Linked DNA regions of Homo sapiens: region 2 is linked to region 1. A link is a loop called in an ENCODE intact Hi-C map of the cell type or tissue named here. Cell type or tissue: IMR-90. All regions are shown on one strand. Links, peaks and the distances in the headings refer to the core of each region. The heading gives the core; the rest is flanking DNA.

Evidence for each region. Peaks named below come from ENCODE experiments on the same cell type or tissue, not always from the same donor. Only the 100,000 strongest peaks of a DNase experiment are listed, where the experiment ranks them.
Region 2: a loop joins it to region 1, with 21 times the contacts of the local background. A loop is called at or near these places in 2 of 110 quality-filtered maps.

Annotation. Positions count from the first base shown.
Region 1 is chr7:29,101,706-29,112,880 of GRCh38, reverse strand. It overlaps CPVL (carboxypeptidase vitellogenic like), which reads left to right. Exons shown (of 13, transcript NM_031311.5): 3 at 59-177. Among named protein-coding and RNA genes, the nearest start is that of CPVL-AS1, 27 kb to the right of the region's middle. In IMR-90, for the core only: CTCF peaks have their summits at 6,304 (motif pointing right) and 10,129 (motif pointing right); a DNase peak (open chromatin) is centred at 6,310; H3K27me3 peaks cover 719 bases.
Region 2 is chr7:28,293,158-28,304,332 of GRCh38, reverse strand. It overlaps a transcript of CREB5 not described here. Among named protein-coding and RNA genes, the nearest start is that of CREB5, 110 kb to the left of the region's middle. RefSeq lists an enhancer at 10,626-11,175. In IMR-90, for the core only: CTCF peaks have their summits at 5,261 (motif pointing left) and 7,240 (motif pointing left); a DNase peak (open chromatin) is centred at 5,232; H3K27me3 peaks cover 143 bases.

The DNA of each region.
Region 1 (11,175 bases), core at 2,161-10,160:
ACATTTTTGTTGTTATTGTTTTCTGTAATCCTTGGGTAAATTTTTTTTCCCCCACTAGGAAGAGAATTGAGTTTGGTCGGCCCTTTCCCAGGACTGAACATGAAGAGTTATGCCGGCTTCCTCACCGTGAATAAGACTTACAACAGCAACCTCTTCTTCTGGTTCTTCCCAGCTCAGGTAGGTGCCCAACAGAAAGAACACCAGTGTTCAAGACCTGGCTTGCCGTTTGAGGGTAGAAATGTTAGCCTACCGAGCTACAGGTCTTTAAAAAAAAATCTCATAGATTTTTTCTAAAAATAAGATTTTTGTTTTTCTAAAAATAAGCAAACCTGCATGGTGTTCCTATTTATGGGCAGGAAACAAATGTTTTCTGCGGGAGTGGGAAGTGTCCAACTTCTAAATTTCTTGCAGCCTTATTTGGAGTGTTAATACTACCACCTTCTTCCTGCCACAGTCTTCTTCCTATCATTTTGTTGTATTTTTGTTCTAAAAATACTTAGGGCAGGGATGGGTCAGGGGAGCCCAAGGAGGATAGGAAGTAAGGAGATTCCTGAAGTGAACAGGTAATGCGTGGCTAAGTATGTTTATATCTAGTCAGCCATGGCCTTGTATAGCTGCGCTGTCTGTGGACTCCTTCATGCACTCAGTACCCACTTATTGAGCATATTCTGTTCTGTGGGGGCCACAGAGGAGACAGAACTGAACTCAGACTCTATGGATCTTTAGAAGATTGGGAGGATTGCCGATCTAGGAAGGCTTCTGGCAGGAAAGGCCATCACTTTCCCAAATCTCTATAGACAGAGGTGGGTATGTTTTTCTACTTCACCAATCCTATGTAGTTCACCTCTAGATTATGCCATTCTTCTGTATGAACAAGACATTTTTAGCTTAGAGGTGCTGTTGCGGGTATTGCTGGAAGCGCTGAGAAGCAAATCTTATTCCACTGCAGAGTAATTTTCTGTTTTCATCCTCCAAATTGGATTTGTTTTACAGGCTAGAGAAAGCAAAGAAAAAGCTATCCCTATGGAGGGTGTTATTTATATTTTCATGTGATTTGCATATAGCTGGGTTGCATCTGTAGTAACTGAGTAAATTGCTTGGTCCAGGGTGGTTTTCAAGTTACGTTGTTTCTCCTGGTACTATTGAGTTATATTTTCTTGACTTTTCTTTCCTGCTCTCTCAACTACATGGCCTCTGACATAGTTCACCCCAAAGCAGCCTGTGGTGGGATGTGGTCAGGTTGGGGCATGTAAGAAATGGTGAAAAATTCCAGATCCTTTGTCGTTGGGCTCACAGTAGCCGTCAGCCTGTCGTCTTTTCTGGAAGGCTTTCTTGGCCCCTAGAGAGGGCTTCTTATTTCTTCGTCAGTGTTGTGTTGAGTGAGGCAAGTGAGATGCCTAGAGCTTGCAATGCAAGGAGACACTCACCCTGAGGGTCATACAAGTGCAAGGTCAGCACTGGAGCCTGAGCACCCTCCAGTGTCTTGCTTGGTGCCTCCCATAGGTAGAGCCCAACTGGGAGCCAGGTGGAATCGGGTGGTCTAGCCCATAGGGGTCTGCCTAACAGGGCACAGAGCGGGATGGAGGAGAGTGATAATAGGCCTTCCCAGTCTCTTAAACTTTATGCCTTTCAGAAATATTCTGTATGTGTGCATTTTTTATATCATATCTATTGATGTCATTGAATGCAGTCATTTATCTGCAGTAACTTCTTTATATTAGTTTTCTCTTGCTGCTATAACAAATTGCCACAAACTTAATGTCTTAAAACAACGCACATTTTATTTCACAATTCTGCAGATTAGAAGTCTGACACAGGTCTCCCTGGGCTGAAATCAAGGACCAGTAGGGTTGTGGTACTTCTGGAGGCTCTAAGGGAGAATCTCTTTTCTTGCCTCTTGCAGTGTCTAGAGGCTGCTCGCATTCCTTGGCTTATGGTCCCTTCCTCCAGCTTCAAAGCCTGCAAAGGCAGCCTGAGTCCTTCTCACAGCACATAATCTCCATGGTCATGTTTCCTTCTCTGACTCTTGTCTTCTACCTCTGTCTTCTAAAAGGACTCTTATGATGACATTTGGGCCACCTGGATAATCCAGGATAATCTCCCTATTTTAAGGCCAGTTGATTAGCAACTTTAATTCCATCTGCAACCTGAATTCTCTTTTGCCCTCTAACCTAACATATTCTAGGAATTAAGACACTAACATCTTTAGGGAGTTATTATTCTGTACAAAATGGATACTTGAACATTTGCCTAGATTATTGAGTCTCGATATGTTTTCTCTCAGGGATTCTCACATGTTATTGCATACAAGAATTCTCTGACTTCCCCCAGAGATTCTGACTTGTAAATTGGCAGAAGCCAGCAGGTTGCAGAATTACCAAGTGAACCATTCTCTGTGAAACCACTCCAGCCTATGGGCCACTACCCTCTGCCTGAAGCTCCTGGCTGAAAAGTGACCAACACGCCTTTTACCAGAAAGAAATGCCTACAGCAGCCAAACCCAGACAGAGGTGATGTGTTTCCCATGTTGAGGGTTGAAATGAGGGGAGTGAAGAGACCTGTGCAGCCTGTGGAGGTTGGCTTCCCTAATCCAGCTTGCGGATTCTCTAAGAACTGTTAGGACTGCTTCCCCATCTTCTTTCCACTCTAGTCCTCCTCCCCCACTCTAGCTGGAGAACTCCAATTCCTTACTTTCCCTTCTGCTTTGTTACTTGTTTTTGACACCAGTCAGTTCCTTGTTACCCTCTGAATGTTGAGTCTTCTTTGGTAATGATCCAGATTTGTAAAAACAGGAACTAAGGGTGAGAGAAGAGATCAGATGGAAACAAAGCAAAAACCCAGTTTTTTTCTTTCTCAGGTTGCCTCTGGGCAGGTGAACAGCTATGTCTAGAATGTAGGTGGTGCTTTGGCACCGTAAACCTGTTCATGGAAAGGAATTTAGTTTGCATGCTCTACTGGTTGCCAGACTGAAGTCTGAAAACCCCCTTCATTAAACAATGACTGGACTGTTGGTTTTTGCTTTTTCCCCTTAATTAAATGAAAACCTAGCTGTGCATCCCCTGACCAGGTTATGTTCTTTTGAGTCCAGTACTGTAGCCATAAACACAACCTAAGATGATCCCAGGAGACACAACGGGAAAGAATGTCTTTAAGTGTACATGGTGTTCTGGTGAGAGTGATAGATGAAGCTTCGGGAGAAGAGGGGCAGAGATGAAAAAACGGTACCCACAGATGGGTACCACCATGTGGCAGCCAAGATAGATTGTTCCAAGAACCTCTTACCAGGAAGCCCACATGCAGAGCCAGATATCTGAGGCTTCTGGCTATAAATTATGGAGTCACACCAGTTTGGGTGAAGGAGATAAAGCAGGTGTGACAAGAAGAAGCAGTGGTCACTGAGACACATTTGGCAGAGATATTAGTTCATTGTCTGTCATAGGGAAGCAGCTGATATTGTCACCAGGGGAGAAATGACCCCTTTAAAAAACTGAAGGTAGAGAAAATAAGAGATCCAGGAAGGATGGCACACTTGTCATATCCTCTGAGTATTTTTTGGGGGGATGCTGTTTCTTAAATTAGTTTTGTTTTCCTGTTATTGCTGTGAGACTGCCCTGTTATTGTATACAAATCAGTGCAGAATAAATTCCAGAACTTGAAATTGGTGTGCAGTGGGAATACAACCTGCAAGAGAAAGGAGTAGGCATTTTGCATGGGATAAAAAGTATAAGGAAACTAGCAGAAATGTAGCAGTTATAGCTGCTGGTAATTGAACACTGACTATGTGCTAGGCACTGTGCATTTTCTTATCTAATCCTTACCTGAACCCCATGAGGAAGGAATTGTTATCCTCATTTTATAGATGAAGAGATTAAATAATCAGCCCCAAGTTACTCAACTAGAAATTGGCAGAACTGGAATATAAAATTAGGCCTCCGATGTGGAAATCCTTGAGCTTGGCCGTCATGTGTTAGATCCAGAGAAAACGAGTCATGGAAGGCACTTGAGTATAGTGGCCAAGACTACAGTCTCTTCGGTAAGTCAGGCTTGGATAGAAATCTTGGCTTCGCTGCTTAAGCTAAAGGTGACCTTGGGGAATTTCTTAGTGTCTCTGAGCACTGGTTTCCTCATTTTAAAATGGGGACCAAAATACCTACTTGGCAATGGTTTTGAGACAGAAGAGATAATAAGGGAAAGCATTAGAGTGGCACCTAAAACATAGTAACTATAGTTGCTATTGTCATTATTTCATTATGATTACGATTATTATGGTTATTATTACTTTTAAAATTATTAACACAAATAATGTCAAGAACTAAACCAGTCACAATTTGAGAGGTTACAGATGACAGCAAATAGAGGGAAATTGTAAATTAGAAGGACCTGAACCCCAGCCATCAAGGTGGATTAATTGCTACCAGGTCAGGAAATTACTAAGTGAAATTGGGATTTTTTTGCACTGAAGAAGATAAAAAAGACATAGAGATTATTACTCTTTAAAGTCAGCATCCTTCTCATTGGAAAAAAAATAGCTAGTATTGGACTTTGCCTTATAGATGTAGGAACATAGATAATTCATTGGACACATTTAGCCAAAACCTGCAGATCAGTTACCTCAAATGCCATGGAGCCAAAACCTGGGGCATTTAGAGTCAGGCCTAGGCCCCTTCACGGAGGACCCCACCTTGATCCTCAGGCCAAGAGGAAAGGCCCAGATTCCTGGATTTGAGAATCTAGTGTCTATGAAAGATCAGGATTACACTGCTGAGGCCCGTGAGGTGCTGGGGCAACCTACAGGAAGGGCTCCCTCTCAGGATCCTGCAGGCTGGGCCCTGCTGAATCAGATACTAGGATGATCAGATAGCACAATCAGCAGTCAATTGGAGAGAAAATGAACCGCTCTAATGCTCCTGGTCCAAAACAAAAGGCGTTCTCTCTGGCAGTAGAAGAGCATGTCCCAGAGGTGCCTGGAAGCCAACAGAACAGCCCTTCCTGGGGGTGAAGGCGTGGAATCAGGCCCCACCATACTTCAGCATGGTGCCATGTACACTCCCTCATCTGCACATCTGAACTTCTCCAGTAACACAGTTAATGTGGAAGAGGACAGGAATTCCCAAATGTGCTACTGCTCACCAGAAATACCTGGAGAGCTTTGGAAATATGACAGATCTCCCAGCTCATTGTCTAGCTGCACCCAGCAGAGATTCTGATTCTGCAGATCTGGAGAGGGCCCAGGGATCAGTGTTTGTAATGTGCTCCACAGTGGTCCCAGTGCAGCCAGTCAATGGGCTGGAATTTGGGAAAAGAGATCTAGAGGTTTGGATACAGGGATTCTAATTCCAAGTCTGCGATTCCCGGCTGTATAACTTGGGAGATGGCATTCGTATTCTCTGGGCCTCAGTTCTCTCATTTAGAAATAAAGATGTTAAACCTAGTGGATTGCTAAGGCTCCATCCCAGCATTACATTCTGTGGTTCTATAGTTAAGTATAAAAATATCCAGTAACTCCAAATCAGGATGTGGATTGAATGAAGGAGCCCTTGAACGTGTGGCCTGTGTGGTAGCCAGCCTTCAGGCTAGTTCCCAGTGCTCTTCATTCATCCCTTGGTGTATGTGCCCTTGGGCAGTCCCCTCCCATACTGAATCAAGGCTGGCTTTGTGACCAACATGCTAGCAGAAATGATGATGTTTGACTTCCACGGCTACCTTATAAAGGGCAATATTACTTGTGCCTTGGTCTCTTGAATCTTTCAGTCTGAGGAAAGGATGCCATGTTGGGAGGGCACTCAAACAGCCCCATGGCTGAGCCTCTGTGGAGAGGAAGTGAGGCCTCCACCCTCCAGTGGGTACCAACCTTGGAAGAGGTTCATCTAGTACCAGTCAATCCTTCTGATGACTGCAGCTCTGGCTGATTCCTTGACCACAGTTTATGGGAGACCCTGTGCCAGAACTGCCCAGCCAGACACCCTCAAATTTCTGACCCACAGGAATCCCGAGAGATCAAAAATTATTATTGTTGTCTTAAGCCATTAAGTTTTGGAGAGATGTTGTGCGGCATTAGATAACTAACATAGCTTCTTGTCTTGTACTTCTAGGCTGTGGCTGTGAGATCTTGTGACAACTAGCATATACTCCCTGCCTGGGGGAAGGATGAGGACATAAGGAGTGGGGATTACTATGCGAGCTACTTTTAATTTTTGTTTTTTTTTGCCTCTCAGCTCCAATTCTACCCTCTTCCCTGTTCTGCCATAGTAGAGCTCTCAGCATTTCTCCTTTGCAGCAAGCACAATATTAAGCTTTGTCAGTAGAGGGTGCTGGAGAGACATTGCAGGAGGAATTTGTCTTCTCTTTCTGTGCCTATGTCCTGCCTTTGGCTTTTTCTTGGCCCCACTGCCTAGTCTGTCAGCAGTGTGTTGAGGTGGGGGGTGGGGACATCCAGTGACACTCTGCCTTAGCTATGCACCCAGACCACCAAGACTCTTAGCAAGATGATATCCCTGGCTCTGTCCAGGTGATCACCTGGCTGTGGCCCTCCCAGTATGAACACAATATACCCTAGGCCTTGCCGGTGAGCAGGCTCCCTACAGCCCTGCTCTCTCTGCAGCCCTCTCACTAGCCTTGGCCATTTGCACCCCAGAGGGTCGTTCCCTTGTCCCTCCCAGTGTGGACACCGTGTGCTCCAGGCTGTGTGCAACCTTTCAGGCAAGCAGGCTCCCAGCCTCCTGAGTCTCTCTGTGTCCACCTGCCAGTCACAGCCCACCTGTTCCTATTTACCCAAGGATGGTTGACCAGCTTTGGACCAGGGTACTCAGTGAACTTCTCAGCTACTCAGAAGGCTGCAACCATACCTTCTCCACCGAGGTCTGGACAGCAGCCTTGGGAAGGGTCCCCTCCCTAACTTATGGGCTTGTCCATCTGTGAGCACTCTCCCTAGCCCAGGGCATTCTTTGGAATTCTCTTTGTATATGTATGTTTAGTTCTCTGTAATAATGAATACTTCTAGGTATTAACATTTCCTTGTTCCTTAGTGGACATAGGAAGCCTACCCAGCATTCTGGTCTTTGGCCAACACTGAGGATGTGGCTGTGGGAGAACAGGCCCCTCTGGTGTTTCATCTTCACTTTTGCCCAAGGGTGTCTGTGATACCCATGGCTGGCTGGGGCCAGAGTAAACACTGGAACTTGTAACAGAATTAAAGGTGAATGTTTCCAAGTAAAAAAATAAATTAAATAAAAAATTAAAATGACTCTGTGGTTTTTGACTTCTGATTGGGCCTTAACTGATGCAGGTACCATTCTAAATCTTTCTCCAGCCCTGAGACACCAAGGGCTGGACATGTGGTCTGGCCTAAGGAACGAGTAATAGAAAAGCCTCGGGAGGAAAGGCAGTCAGTCTTTCTGTCTCAGCCCTATTCTGTCTGAGACCACAGGATTCCCTCATCTGTGCTTCATTCTTCTCCCTTGACAGATCAACATGCTTTGCTTCTCCAGGCACTCGGCCAAGTATGGCCAACCTTTCATTTCCAAGTTTACCTGTCCTTGCATCATGTAGCCAGCAGAGATTAACTAGCACCCATGGCTGCCACAGTCTGGATCACGTCTTCTTCCTTGGTCCAGTCAGCTGAGACTGAAGGTGCTGGGTATTAGCCATGATATAAACATGGCTAGCAGGCTAGCCATGGATGAATGGAGACTCATTTCTTAGAGAAGGGGACATGGACTGGACAGATTTATTAAAATATATCTCAAAATGTATCTAACACAGGTGGATACAAATCCACCAGCAGTGCAACAAAGATTTGGAGATCACAGATAATTGTCTTCTTCAAACTGACTCTATTTATCTTCTCTTTGCTACGTACTTAATGGCATCAGAGATATAGAAGAATAGAGGGTGTCAGAGACAAAATAAAAAGAAAGTAGCTTAAGGTGATGTTATAGATCACCACCCATAGGTATAGGTATATTTGAACACTCTGCAGAAACTTTTGCATGCCTGATTTCCTTTGTGGAAATGAAATAACATAGAGAGAAAGTAACTAACTTTTGCATCAAGAAGGGAAAGTAAGGTGTCTTCTCCACACCTCCCTGCATCCGCCCACTTCCCTATTCCTTATAAAGTATAACTTTCTGGCAGGAGGCACAAAGAGAATAGCCATAACTATCTCATGAAGGAATGAGCCAGGTAGAAAGGTTAGGAAGGAGAAAGTTAGGATTCTAATGGGGTGTAAGCTGGTACAAATCAATGAGACAAGCCAAAACTTGATGAGAGTCAGGAGCTTCGGAATGATGCAAGAAGGCCTCAAAACAAAAAAAGATTTTGAGGCTGGGTGCAGTGGCTCATGCCTATAATCCCAGTACGTTGGGAGGCCAAAGCAGGTGGATCACTTGAGGTCAGAAGTTCGAGACCAGCCTGGCCAACATGGTGCAACCCCGTCTCTAATAAAAATACAAAAATTAGCCAGGGGCTGTGGCAGGTACCTGTAATCCCAGCCACTCCAGAGGCTGAGGCAGGAGAATCGCTTGCACTGGGAAGGTGGAGGTTGCAGTGAGCCAAGTCGTGCCATTGCACTCCAGCCTGGGTAACAAGAGTGAGACTCCATCTCAAAAACAAAAAACAAAAAAGATTTTGAAAAAATTAATTTTCTGTATGATGGTGCCATGGCAGCAGTCATAGTAAAGGAAGATTTGGTGAGTAGTCAACACCAACCACTTGAAATAAAATTTCTTTGAAAAACATGAATGTCTTTAGCAACTTGTGTGTATGTGTTGAGTGTGTGTGTGTAGAATTAAAATGTTATGTACCTATTTAACAATTCTAGTCACAAAATTAATTGCTTTAAATAAAAAGCTCTGCCTTGATTAATACCATTAGTGTAGCAGCTAAAGTATTAGCTGAACTGGGATCTGTATGGCAAAATGGGAGTCCATTTAAACATACTTGTGGGAATTTAAAGACATTTACTTGGGGTACTAATGACTTCAATTAAGGTAGAACACATTACTTAAACCAAGCAAATGATCAGCCTCTGCATATAGAAGTGTGAAGAGGGCCTTAATTAATTTACTAATTGCACTTCTCATCTTAAGCAGTGCCATTGATTTGGATCTGTTAGTGGTTTAGTTGCTGTTTTCTCTAACCAAGCGTGGCATTCCTTATTGGAGATAGGAAGAAAGGGGTGCTAGGGATATGTAACCAGTCCTGAAGATTGGCAGATGCCTGTCTACTTTAAGTGACTTTCCGGTCCAAAATGTTGCCCTAACACTTGTTGAGATTCCTAAAATTTCCAAGGGTCACTCCAATAAAGTCCTCTTATAAAACACAATCATGAGGCTGGGTGTGGTGGCTCATGCCTGTAATCCCAGCACTTTGGGAGGCCGAGGCAGGCAGATCATGAGGTTAAGAGTTCGAGACCAGCCTCACCAACATGGTGAAACCCCATCTCTACTAAAAATACAAAAAAAAAAAAAAATAGCTGAGCATGGTGGTGCACACCTCTAATCCCAGCTACTCAGGAGGCTGAGGCAGGATAATCACTTGAACCTGGGAGGTGGAGGTTGCAGTGAACTGAGATCACGCTATTGCACTCCAGCATGGGCGACAGAGCAAGCCTCCATCTCAAAAAAAAAAAAAAACAAAACAACAATTATGTTTCTTAAAAGTACTGAAATTGGCAAGTTTTTAGCACCCCCCCCCCCCCCCCAGTATATTAACTTACTGTTTCAGTGATAGGCATATGGTCTGAGCAGAAGGTTATCTCTATTCTCTCTTTCTCTCTGATGCAAAGGAGGGCCTGGGGGATAAGGGCTGATGGAAGATGAGGGTGGAAAGGAAGACTCAGGGCAAAGGTGATGCTGTCCAGGGAGGGTATATCAATCTGGGGAACAATAGGGCAGACAGGATTTAGTACTAGTTTTGTTTCAATGAGTTTCACTTTCTTTGAATGACATTCCATTAAGACATGGAGTAGATTTTTCATCATCATTGTGAATAAGCAATGGAATTTGCTAATGTGAGAAATTGTGAAATTCCTTTTTGTAGAGATTCTGGCAGAATAGATAACTTCTCTCTTTCTGGGCCGTTCCTTCTGGAAGAAACCCTGAGGAAAGAGTGTCCAAGTTCATGGGTTGGTCACCAGGGGTCGCCAGAAGAATCGAAAGGGCTTCTGAGGCAAAGCCATAGTTGCTTCTTGTGCTCCAATAAAGGGCCCAGGTTTGTGGGACCCGCGGGCCGACCCTCTTCTGTTGCTAGGGAGACTTCTCACTTAAGTATTTAGGATTCCTTTGTTCTTTCTTTAATATTTAGAACTTTTTTGTCCGTTCCCTTTTAATCATCAGTTCTTGCTGCAGGACTTTGACCTTTAAGTCATTAGTAGAGGTTTTATTTTCTTCTTAAATATGTAGTATGAGGGAATTACTCATATTTTAGATCTCAGCTCAAATGTTACCCTACCACCAGAGGCCTTCTTTAAGTACTTAATCTAGTGTCTCTCCATTCCTCTTTCATATCACTCATTTATTTAGTTGCTTGTTTACTGTCTTCCCACACCAGCAGAAAAATCATCAGAGCTGACACTTAAATAGATGTGCCAGGCACTGTTCTCAGTGCTGTGCATATATCGACTCTAAAACTGCATGAAAACCTTAGGAGACAGACATTAATAGTATCCATATTTTCAATCAGAGGACGCTGAAACACAGAGGAGTTAAGTAACTTGCCCAAGGTCACAGAGCTACAAAATAGCATAGCTGGAATTCAAACCTTGGCATTCTGGCTCCAGAATCCATGCTCGTAACTATAAAGTATTCTGCCTGCTCATGGGTAGGAGTTGGTCTGCATCCACAGCCTTAGACAATCCCTGTGAGTAGTTGGCGTTGTATGTTAAATGAATTAATACATTGTGGTAAATTCGTAGAGTGCATACTGTTGAGCAAAATAATGATATGTATTGATATAAAGAGATCTTCACAACATATTGTTAAGTGAATAAGCATATATAGAGTATAGCCTGGTTCTATTTTTGGAAAAAAAACGTGTGTATGTATATTGCATATATAATAGCTATAGGATATGTCTATATGTGTATGTGTAGAGGAGGACCATAGAGAAAAATCTGGAAGGGTAAACATAAGCATCTCCATGATCATCTCTAGGAAGTAGAATTTGTCGGGGAAGAGG
Region 2 (11,175 bases), core at 1,882-9,881, 810 kb after region 1:
CCTCTTGTACTATAAGTCTATGATTGAGACAGAGCCAAATATATACATTCATTTTCTTTTCTTATAAATCTTCATTTATTTAAATAATAGTTTGGTGGATGGTTAAACCATGATATTCTTCTATGTTCTGGTCACACGCAAAAATTGCCAGGACTCTCATTTATTTTTCCCCTGAGACCAGGCTCACATCTTTAATAGAAGACTTGTAGATAAAGAAAACAGGATGAAGCCTTATGTTTATTCTTGCTATCATTAGGTACTAGAATAACACTGTTTAATTTATACATTTGAGCCACATTATAGCATTCCAAATGGAAATATTGGAATCATAAAAAAGCAACTGTTCTTTTGAGCTATTTATTATTCTCTTATTAGCAAGGTTGCCTGATTTTTATTCTAAAACTATATTTATTTTATTCCACTTTTACTGCCAATGTAAATTAAATGTGTGTTTTTCTTTGCATATATTTAAATTTTATTTTTGAACACTTGTGCAAAAAATACTATAAAATCCCATTAACATTAATCAGGTCCACATTTCTCAAATTCTTATCTGCAATAACATTAAGTTAAATATGTATGTACATGTGTATATTTTGGATTGTATCCATAAAGTTTTAGAAAGTAAGAAATTGGCCACAGGGAGGCAAAACTAGATATTTATATCAATCCTATTATTTTACTGCCTCATAGAAGGTCCAACACAATATAAAATTCCTGTTCATCTTCAGCAACCATGCAAATATTTGTGTGAAGCAACCTAATCAAAAAGCACATATGCATTTATTAGGTGTTCATGTATTTTTACATCGGCAAAGTTAGAAAACCAGAGGTAAGAGCCTCTCTACATTAAAATCCTCAAATGTTAACTAGATAAAGGCTGGCTAATTTCCCCCTCTTGATTTATTGTTATAGTATTTCTTAATGTTTTATTGCTTTTATCTTGTAAAATGAAATGTAATCATATGTTACTTTGTTTTTCTATTGGGTCTTAGTTAACTGTGCCAACATTTAAGTGAGGGCCCAAATTTTCAACTGGCCTCAAAAATTATGCCTATGAATTGGGGCAGTCCAGAACCAATCGCACTTACCCAAATAAATAAGGTTCATCGTAGTCTGCTTACTAAACATATATTGTACAAACATTTGGAATTAGATAAGCTATAACTAATTCTTTTTTTTTTTTTTTTGAGATGGAGTTTTGCTCTTGTTGCCCAGGCTGGAGTGCAATGGCACAATCTTGGCTCACCGCAACCTCTGCCTCCCAGGTTCAAGCGATTCTCCTGCCAGCACCTCCCAAGCTACAACTAATTCCAAGATTAGGACTAGCAATATAGACCTATGCTCTGAATTTTCTTAAAAATATTGGTGAGGGGTGATGGGAGAGCAACCCTATATTCCGCCATCATTCTGTGAACAGCATTGCTTTTCTTTCAAGTTTGATTTTTATAGTAATTTAATCACCATAATTGGTGGGCAAACAAGAGGTGATTTATGTAATTCTTGTGGGTCCAAAGCCAAACAGATGTGGTTTTCTGTTCTCCTAAAGTAATTTTCCACATTGGTCTTTAAAGGTGGTGTTTTAGTGGTTGTTTTCCATGCTGGAGAGAGGGCTGGCTCTCCATGGAAGGTGAAAGCGGGCGTGCACAAGCTCCTGAGCAGGACGTTCATGGCCTTGCCTGCCTCTTTTGGCCCCAGCACATCACACCCTAAATCCTCCTTTCTGGGACTTTGGAAGAGGCATGAAAACTTTTTGGCTTTCAGCTTCCCCACATACAAAATGAAGGGATTGGATTCAAAATCTAATATCTCCTCCAGCTCTAAATCCTATGAATTCATCATATTAAAATCCTGCAATTTAGATAATTATGTTCCATGTAGTTTGATTTCCAAACAGTAAACATGACAAAAACACATTAAAGTCCATTGTCAATTTCAGCTTTAACATGTGTGAATCATTTGAACTAAGGCAGATTTTTAACATGTAATATTCACTAGAGAATTGCATAAATGTTTGTTTGGAAATTAATTTGACATGGGTATGTCTTCTCAGTAGAAACCAAAAATCAGTCCAAAAAAACCCTCAAATTATTAATGAAATACTTAATGTGATGCAGCTATTTATTTGGTGCTTTAAAATTAGAGAATTAATATTTTAATGTGATATATAGGGATACTGAAATTTCACATTTTGTTATTTTTAGCTTAAATAATATACCACATTTATTATGAAAGAAATTAACTTTTCTGATGACACATAGGCCACTCAAATATTCTCTGAGTTTATCTATTTTAACGAATTTCAATTTCCAACCCAATTGCTTATTATTTTCTGAAGTAGCTTCCATTTAAAACACCCTCTCCAGATATCAAAGCTCTGACTTCACTCAGTCACTTTTCCTATTTGGCAAACCTCCAGAGAATTTGTCTCAAGGTGAAATTTTTTAAGAATAGACATCAAATCCAAAGAAATTCTTTTTAAACAATTGTTTCTGTCACATTAGTAACCCCGGGAACTCAGTCACATGAATATGCCTTGTGCATCCTCCTCCTCTGAGCTAAACAAAACAAACCTGTAAACAACAGAACAAACATTTGGAATCAGACAAGCTACAATTAATTCTAAGATTAGGACTGGCAATACAGACAACAGAAATTCATAGCCAGGCTGTGTCTTCCAGAGATGAGAATGCTTTCTCTTTTTCTAGAATATAGAGTCCCTTTAGACAATAAGGATCTTATTAAAATGCAGATCCTTATTCAGTATATCCGGGGTTGGACCTGAGTCATAATTTCTAACTCACTGCTCAAAGTTCCAGAGCTTACAACATCAGCACCTCAGAGTTTGTTAGAATTGCAGACTTTCAGACTTTCGGGCCAAGCCCAGGCCTACCTTGGCAGACTCTGCATGTATAATAACAAGATCCCCAGGTGATCTGTATGAACATTTGTGTTTGAGTAGCACTCGTCTACCTCAGTTTAGGAATTATTTCCCAATGGGTTTTGGTCAACACTAAAGTTTGCTCCCACACACACTAGTCTAGAGTGAGTGGATTCTTCCCCTCATGTACTTGAAACGCATGAAAATCCCTGCCAGACAGGTTGACCACAATCCAAGGACAGCTGAAATAACTGGTTCTCTGACGTCACACCAACCTGAACAGTTCCTAATCAAAAAGTAAGCTTGAGCAACTTTTCTGTTAGAGCGGTGGTTCTCAAATCTGTCTACATATTAGAGTCACCTTTAAAAAGAGCCTTTAAAAAGATCAAAATGTAGATCCTACTGTGAACCAATTAAATCACAGTCTCTAGAGCAGTGGTTCTTAAATTTCTAAATATCTGAATCACTGAAGGAGTTGTTAACACACAGATTGGTGGACCCCAAACCCAGTCTCTGAGTCAGGGGTCTGGACCAGGGCCTGAGAATCTGCATTTATGACAAGTTCCAAGGTTTTGTGTGTCTGTGGACCATACTTTGACAACCACTATTCAGGAGTTGGCCCTGAAGAGTAGTATTTTTAAAAAAATGCCCTTCGTGAGAGTTTAATGTGCAGCCAAGTTTGATAACCACTGTCCTACAGAAAGATGAGTCTATAAAAAAATCATATTAGTTCCCTAACTCCGTGTGAAATGTGTTTCATCACATTAAATCACACACACTAATGCTCAACCAGTTTCGGCACAGACTATCCATGGTTTCAAAACGTTTTGGCAACAGGAAATGTTCACTGGGATTTTTGTTTAAATGTGTATTTTTTTTACTGCTAGTATGAAAACTCCTCAAAAGCATGGGCTGTTTTGAATGCACCTTTGTCCCCACAGGTACTACGCACAGGGGCATGGCACATAGACATGTTCAATAACTGTAGAATTGAATCTGTTTATTGTCCACCCAACACCAGCCACCTGGAGATGGACATACGCTCTGTTGAGAAAAGGACAAAATTGCCTGAAATTTTCATTTTTCACCAAGCTGCCTTGACGGCATATAAATGTAATCAAAACTCCTGAATGTTGACACAAATATTAGACAAGCAAATTATCTTCTCACAGCCCATTCAGTCAGTGTGTAAATGTGATATTCTCAATGGGAGCCAAAACTTGAGAACTAGCACCATATGAGGAAGGTGAGAAGCCTAGTTCAAGCAATCCTTGCACGGGTAATGGAGGGTCACAGTTTGACAAGGTGAGCATCCCTCCCTGTATGAGTGAAATGAAACACCTAAGGTAGTAATAAATAAATAAATAAATAAATAAATAAATAAATAAATAAATAAATAAAGCTAAAAAGCAGTATAAATAACAAAACGGAAAACAGGATGAAAAGGGCAACACATTACACAAAAATGGATCCGGAGAAATTAGGACTGACTGAATAATTACATTTAATTATCAAAATCTTAGTGGTATAGATTGATTCTTACAATACGCAACATGTAGATTCAATTTCAAGACCATGTTGATGTCCATCAAACACATTATCCAATGTGTATATTAGTTTGCCCTGGCTCCTAAACTTTGGTAACACAACATTGCAGCATTGCAAAATATATCTATCTAACATAGGGTAAATGTTAAATAAATGTTTGTTGGGTCACATTGCACAATCAATGCTAGTGAATAACACTTCCTAAGGTTTTCAGGTAGCATGAGCAAAAAACATCCAGTATTTGTCTATTCTTTTGAGGACAATAACAAAAGAATATCAGTAGCCTTGCCTAGAGCTTTCTGCAATGAGGGAAATGTTCCATATCTGTATTGTACAATATGGTAGCTAGTAGCCACATGTTGAGCAACTGAAATGTGGCTAGTATGACTGAGGGTCTGAATTTTTAATTTATTCAATCTTAATTAATTTTAATTTAAATAGCTACACATGGCTGTTGCCTACCTTACTGGACCTCCAGAAACAGGGACGAATGCCAGAGCATAAATGCTTTAGGCAGTTTCTGTCATTCTCATAACCGTGTCCAAAATCTGCCTCTTGCTCCACTCCTTGGATTCATCAGATCAAAAATAAGACAAACTTAAAAAATACTCCAGTTAATTTCCTATAGAATAACAACACAGAGGCTTCCAATGTGAAATCCACACTCTTTGAAAGGCCACAGACTCCCTCACTTTTATAAACAGTCCCAAAGTAAAAGCAATCACAATGGCCGGCAGCTTTAGTATTTATAAATCCCAGTCCTTCGGACAGAGGGAGAGGCCCTTTTAAAGCCCAGACCTCTTTAGAGACTTCCAATTGTGCCACCCAGTGGCAATACGGTTGGTTGAATTTCTGACTCCAGCAAAATCCTCTCTGGCCAAGGAAGAATCCTGCACCGTCAGGATGATAAGCAGTAAGCAGTCAGGTAAGACAGTGACGATGATGGGATGGGGGACCTAACCTGTCCATTCACACTGTGACTTTGTCACATGTATTTCCATCTTCAGTCAATCCATGCTTTGTCTTATAGCCTTTCTCAGAAGGAATATAAAACACCAGTGATCATCATCTTGGTGGGTTATTAATTGTGTTTAAGATTCCAGAAGATTGTCTCTGAATTCCTTCAGCCGGATGCATTTACATTTACATTACAAGAAATGTATCTCCCACTCATCAAATTTTATATGAAGGTGCCGGATGAGTCTTTGCCTTTGATTAAGAATTTTTTTAAATAGAACATTTAGTGAGCCAGAAACATTTGGTAACATCATTTTCTGAGGATTTAAAAACACTTCAACATAAAATCAAACGCAGATGTATAATTTGAGAGTTCATGAATCATTAGTTATGTACATTTATAATTACGCTAAACCTAAATATTTGAAAAGCCACATTAGTTTCTGGCTATTGCAGCTAATTCTCGGGTAAAGAATTTGAATGGCATTCTAGTATTGCATTTTACCTAGACTACACTGTTACAGAATTGTGTGTAGGATTAGTTGATTTTTTTTCAATTTAGAATTTCCACTCATGGGAAAAATACTCAATATGAAATATAGCTAAGCTTCTTATAGATGTAGGTTCCAAGAAACAAATGTCTAAGGAACAGAAAGTTATATAGAAACTGAAAATAGAGGAACAACACACACTGGGGCCTGTAGGAAGGTGGGTGGGGAGGAGGGAGAGCATCAGGAAGAATTGCTAATAGATGCTGGGCTTAATACCTAGGTGATGGGATGATCTGTGTGGCAAACCACCATGGCACTCGTTTACCTATGTAACAAACCTGCACATCCTGCACATGTACCCCTGAAATTTAAATAAAATTCGGAAATAAAAAAAAAGGAACTGAAAATAACCAGTTCCATACAGCATTCACTGTGATTTTAAAGTAAGCAGATGGCGCACCTCCGGCTTCCACAACTCAAGAGGCCCCAAGACTGTACTAAGTTTGGCAGAGAATCTTGCTGGAGCTCAAGATCTAACAAAATGTAACTCCAGGGGACATTTTAAAGTGATAGGAGCTGCAAATCTTCCCTGGCACAAATGCAGAGAGAGCAAGCTTAAACCTAAGAAAATGACATGAACACAACATTGGCCCACTTAGCAAGCGTTGATACTTTTGTTGGCAGTCCTAGCAGAAAGACAAAGACTGAACAAACACAATTACCCAGATTGGCACTAGGTAAGTAGTGCAAAGACCTTTGTTACTTCTTGAATTTTTTTTTATTTTTTTATTTTATTTTATTTTTTTGAGACAGGGTCTGTTTCTGTCACCAAGACTGGACTGCAGTGATGTGGTATAGTCCCAGCCTCCAAATCCTGGGTTCAAGTGATCCTCCTGCCTCAGCCTCCAGAGTAGCTGGGACTAGAGGCCCACACCATCAGGTCTGGCTATTTCCTGAGGATCTTGAAGTCCTTCTCAGAAGGGCTCCGCTCCAGTTTCTCCATTGTCATCCCCAGAGCCTGTTCTCAGCACACAATGGGAACCTAGCACATTTGTTTTTTGACAGTAAATCAGTCCTTCATTGACTCTACCACTTACTGTCTGTGTGTCCTTGGGCAGGCCACTTTCTGGAGGCTTATCTCCAGAGAAGTCTATGAATCCAAAGAAGGTACAAACAGTCACCAGAAGTATTTTGGATCTTGGGACAACCCTTGGATAAGTAGAAGAGGGAGATTTTACCAGACATGAGGCTACGTGCCAATTCTGAGTTTAGGTGAAGAAGCATATACTATAAGAAACAAGATTTGAGGTGGAGGATTCAGCTAGGAAGTCTTCCCTGAGGCCCCCAGGCGCCCCCTACTGTGCACCTTGAACATGCTTCTTTCATAGCCCTTATCTTACAGCACAGCAATTGCTTGTTTACTCCTCTGTCTCCACCAAACAAAAGTCTTATCTCAGCCATATTTTTATTCCCCACATCTAATTTAGTCACTGGCCCATAGAAGGTGACCAACAAATGCTCGTGAAATATGTTAATATGATTCAAAACACTGTCATCTAATTTCTCAAATAGCAACATCATTTGAAAAGCTCACAGTCTCTCCTTAGGATGTATTTTTTATTCAAAATAGAAATAATTTATCAACAGGATAAAACATTCAGAATTTTGTGACTAAGTAGAAATATAGCTGGAATATTCTGGCAATGGTGTAGCTGAGTCAGAGAAAAATACTGTAGCTATTAAGGAGAGACTCAGGAGAAAAATAGAAGACATAGCACAAAAGGAAGGAAGGAGAGAAAAAAGGGAGAGAAGAAGGGAGGGTGAGAAAGAGAGAAGGGAAGAAGGAAGGAAAGAAGGAAGAGAAAACAAAAGAAAAACAAAACAATCTCATTTATGGGCTTCAATTTTTTAAAATCCTGAATATAGTATTAGTAAAAAGAACCCAACAGCATTTTAAAATAATTAAACCATAACCTGGTTGAGGTTATTTTGTGAAATGCCAAGAAAGACTCAATATTAGGTGATCTGTTGATTTAATTCATCATATAGTTGCAGCAAAAGAGAAAATTCATGATCCTTTTTATAGATGCTGAAAAGATATTTGTTAGAACTCAATATCCCCACTTTTTGTTGTTATAAAATATATATAATACAAAACTTACCACTTTAACCATTTTAGGTGTACAGTTCAGTGGCATTAAGCACACTGACAGTGTTGTGGAACCCACACAACAATCACAAAAATCATTCATCTTCCCAAACAGAAACTCCATACCCATTAACATTAACTTCCAATCCTCCCATTCCGCAGCCTGTCTCTACATCTCTATGAATTTGATTACTCCAGGTACTTCTGGAAAGTGAAATCATACAATATTTTCTTTTTGTGACTGGTTTATTTCACTTAGCATGTCTTCAAGGCTCATCCATGTTATAGTATGTGTCAGACTTCCCATTTTTTAAGACGAAATAATATTCCCTTGTGTGGATATACATTTTGTTTATTCATTCATTCGTTGATCAATACTTGGGTTGCCTTCACCTTTTGGCTATTGAAATAATGGTGCTATGAACATGGGTGCACAAATAGTTGTTCAAGTCTTTATAAGCCTTAAATATTTTGGGTATGTACCCAGAATTGGAATGGCTGGATCATAGGGTAATTCTACTTTTAATTTTTAGGGGAACTGCCATACACGAAGACATGAAACATGACACAATGTTCAAGTATACTTGAGAGATATAAGTTAAAATGACACTAACCATTCCATCTACATCAAATCATCCTCCATCCATGCATCCACCTCTTTATTTATCCAGTAAACATACGTTGCATGCCTACTGTGTGTTGTTTGTGACTTCTGTATGAGACTCTGGAGGGAAGAGTTCTGGACTAGAAGACAGTAGACCTGGATTCTATCTAGATCCAGCCCCTGATCTGCCTTCTCCCAACACTGCGAAAGCATTAAGATACAATTTTCCACTTTCAGATTAGCAAAAGTCAAAAAAGGCTGTCATACTTTTTTTTTTTTTTTTTTTGAGACAGAGTCTCGCTCTGTTGCCCAGGCTGGAGTGCAGTGGCACAATCTCGGCTCATTCCAACCTCCACCTCCCAGGTTCAAGCAATTCTTCCATCTCAGCCTCCCAAGTAGCCGCGACTACAGGTGCCTGCCACCACACCTGGCTAATTTTTGTATTTTTAGTACAGACGGGGTTTCATCTTGTTGGTCAGGTTGGTCTCGAACTCCTAACCTCAGGTGATCCACCCACCTCAGCCTCCCAAAATGCTGGGATTTTAGGCATGAGCCACTGCACCCAACCATGGCTGACATACCTTTAACATGCTATGTTATTACATGCTATGTTAGGGTGGATATGAAGAAATAGGCATTCTCATACCTTGTTGGTGGAAAAATAAATTAATACAGCCCCTGTGGAGGGCAACCTGTCAGTGTTTATCAAAATTGAAAATGTATGAATATATCCAGAATTGGAATTGCTGGATCATATGATAGTTCCATTTGTAATTTTTAGGGAAACTGCCACCCATGAAGACATGAAACATGACACAATGTTCAAGTATACTTTTTTTCTTGAAATGGAGTCTCACTCTGTTGCCTAGGCTGGAGTGCAGTGGCGTGATCTCGGCTCACTGCAACCTCCACCTCCCGGGTTCAAGCAATTCTCCTGCCTCAGCCTCCCAAGTAGCTGGGATTACAGTGCATGCCATCGCGCCCAACTAATTTTTGTATTTTTAGTAGAAATGGGGTTTCACTATTTTGGCCAGGCTGATCTCGAACTCCTGACCTCAAGTGACCTGCCTACCTTGGCTTCCCAACATGCTGGGATTACAGGCATGAACACGGCACCCGGCCTCAAGTATACTTTTGATAAGAGAGATGTAAATTAAAATGACACTAAATCATCTACATCAAGTCAGCCTCCATTCATCCATGCATTCATCTTTCCATTTATCCGCTAAATACATGTTGCATACCTTTTGACTCAGTGATCTCAATTCTAGTAATTTATTCCCCTGTCGCTATGCTAGTGTATAAGAAAGGTGACATTTATGCAAAGTTATCCATTGCACTTTGCTTGTAAAAATCAAGGCAGGAAACAAATCCAACCATAGAGAACAAGTTAAATAAATCATGGTACATCTATGCAATGGAATACTAGGGGATCATTAAAAAGAACAGGAACATTTCTCTTTGTGCTGCTATAAAAGAATCTCCAATAAATATTATTATTTGGAAAGCACATGTATATAGTATGTCACTATTCATATTAAAATAAAATAAAAAACAAATATTCTTTATGTTTTTGCTTGTTTATGCATTTCATATCTCTGGAAGGACATAAAAGAAAACTGGGGACCGTGGACACCTATGGGGACTGGAATGGCACCTGAGGGACTGGGATGGGATGGAGGATTTTTACTGTGTATCCTTTGTACTTTCCTAGTTTTTGTAACCTGTGACTATGTTACCTATCATTTTATTCATTGTTTTAAAAAGAGGTATCCATCCTGATACTGGCCTAAATTACCAAGAGAACTGGCATCCACATTCAATTGCTAAGACTACAGTTTTGGGTTAAATAAATTTTTCAAGTTGATTTTTTCCACACTGTTGTCAAGACAACCTTCCCTTTCTCCACAATATTGAGAGAATTAGGTGTCAACCTGGCATCTAGACAGAAATAGCTGCTTAATTCCAAACATGGATGGGTTAGGAAGGCCAGAAAGTTATTGTTCTTATAGATTCATGTAACACCTTGTAAATACTTTTTGCCCAGTGGGGGTTCAATAAATGTTGCTGACTCATCGGTCACAGGGAAGCAATATTAACTCAGAAGGACTAACTGAAGTCATTTAATCAGAAAATCAATTTCATTTTCCTTGTCATGGGGAAAATATTTCTGCTAAGTCAAGAAAAATGTAGAGTTAATTATTTTGTGTCAAGGAGTCAAATGGAAAGCCAGGAGTTAAAGTGTTGAGAACAAAACAGTTGCAAATCAATTTGCTTTGCATTACAGTTGGCAGTCTTGGGCACACTTAGCCACATATGGAAGACATGTTTACTATTTCAAGAATATAGTATCACTTTACAGTGCTTAGTATTCAAAGTCCCACATTGTATTGCTTTTTTGTAATTTTTGAGCAATTTCTGTGCCAACATTTGGCACAAGGGGTACTAGAACCCTACAATAATTGCAAACTTGCTTCCCTCCCTCTAAGCTTTACTTCTTGTGGCCCTAAGACCATGATTGTATCAGATATTAATCTAAAACCCA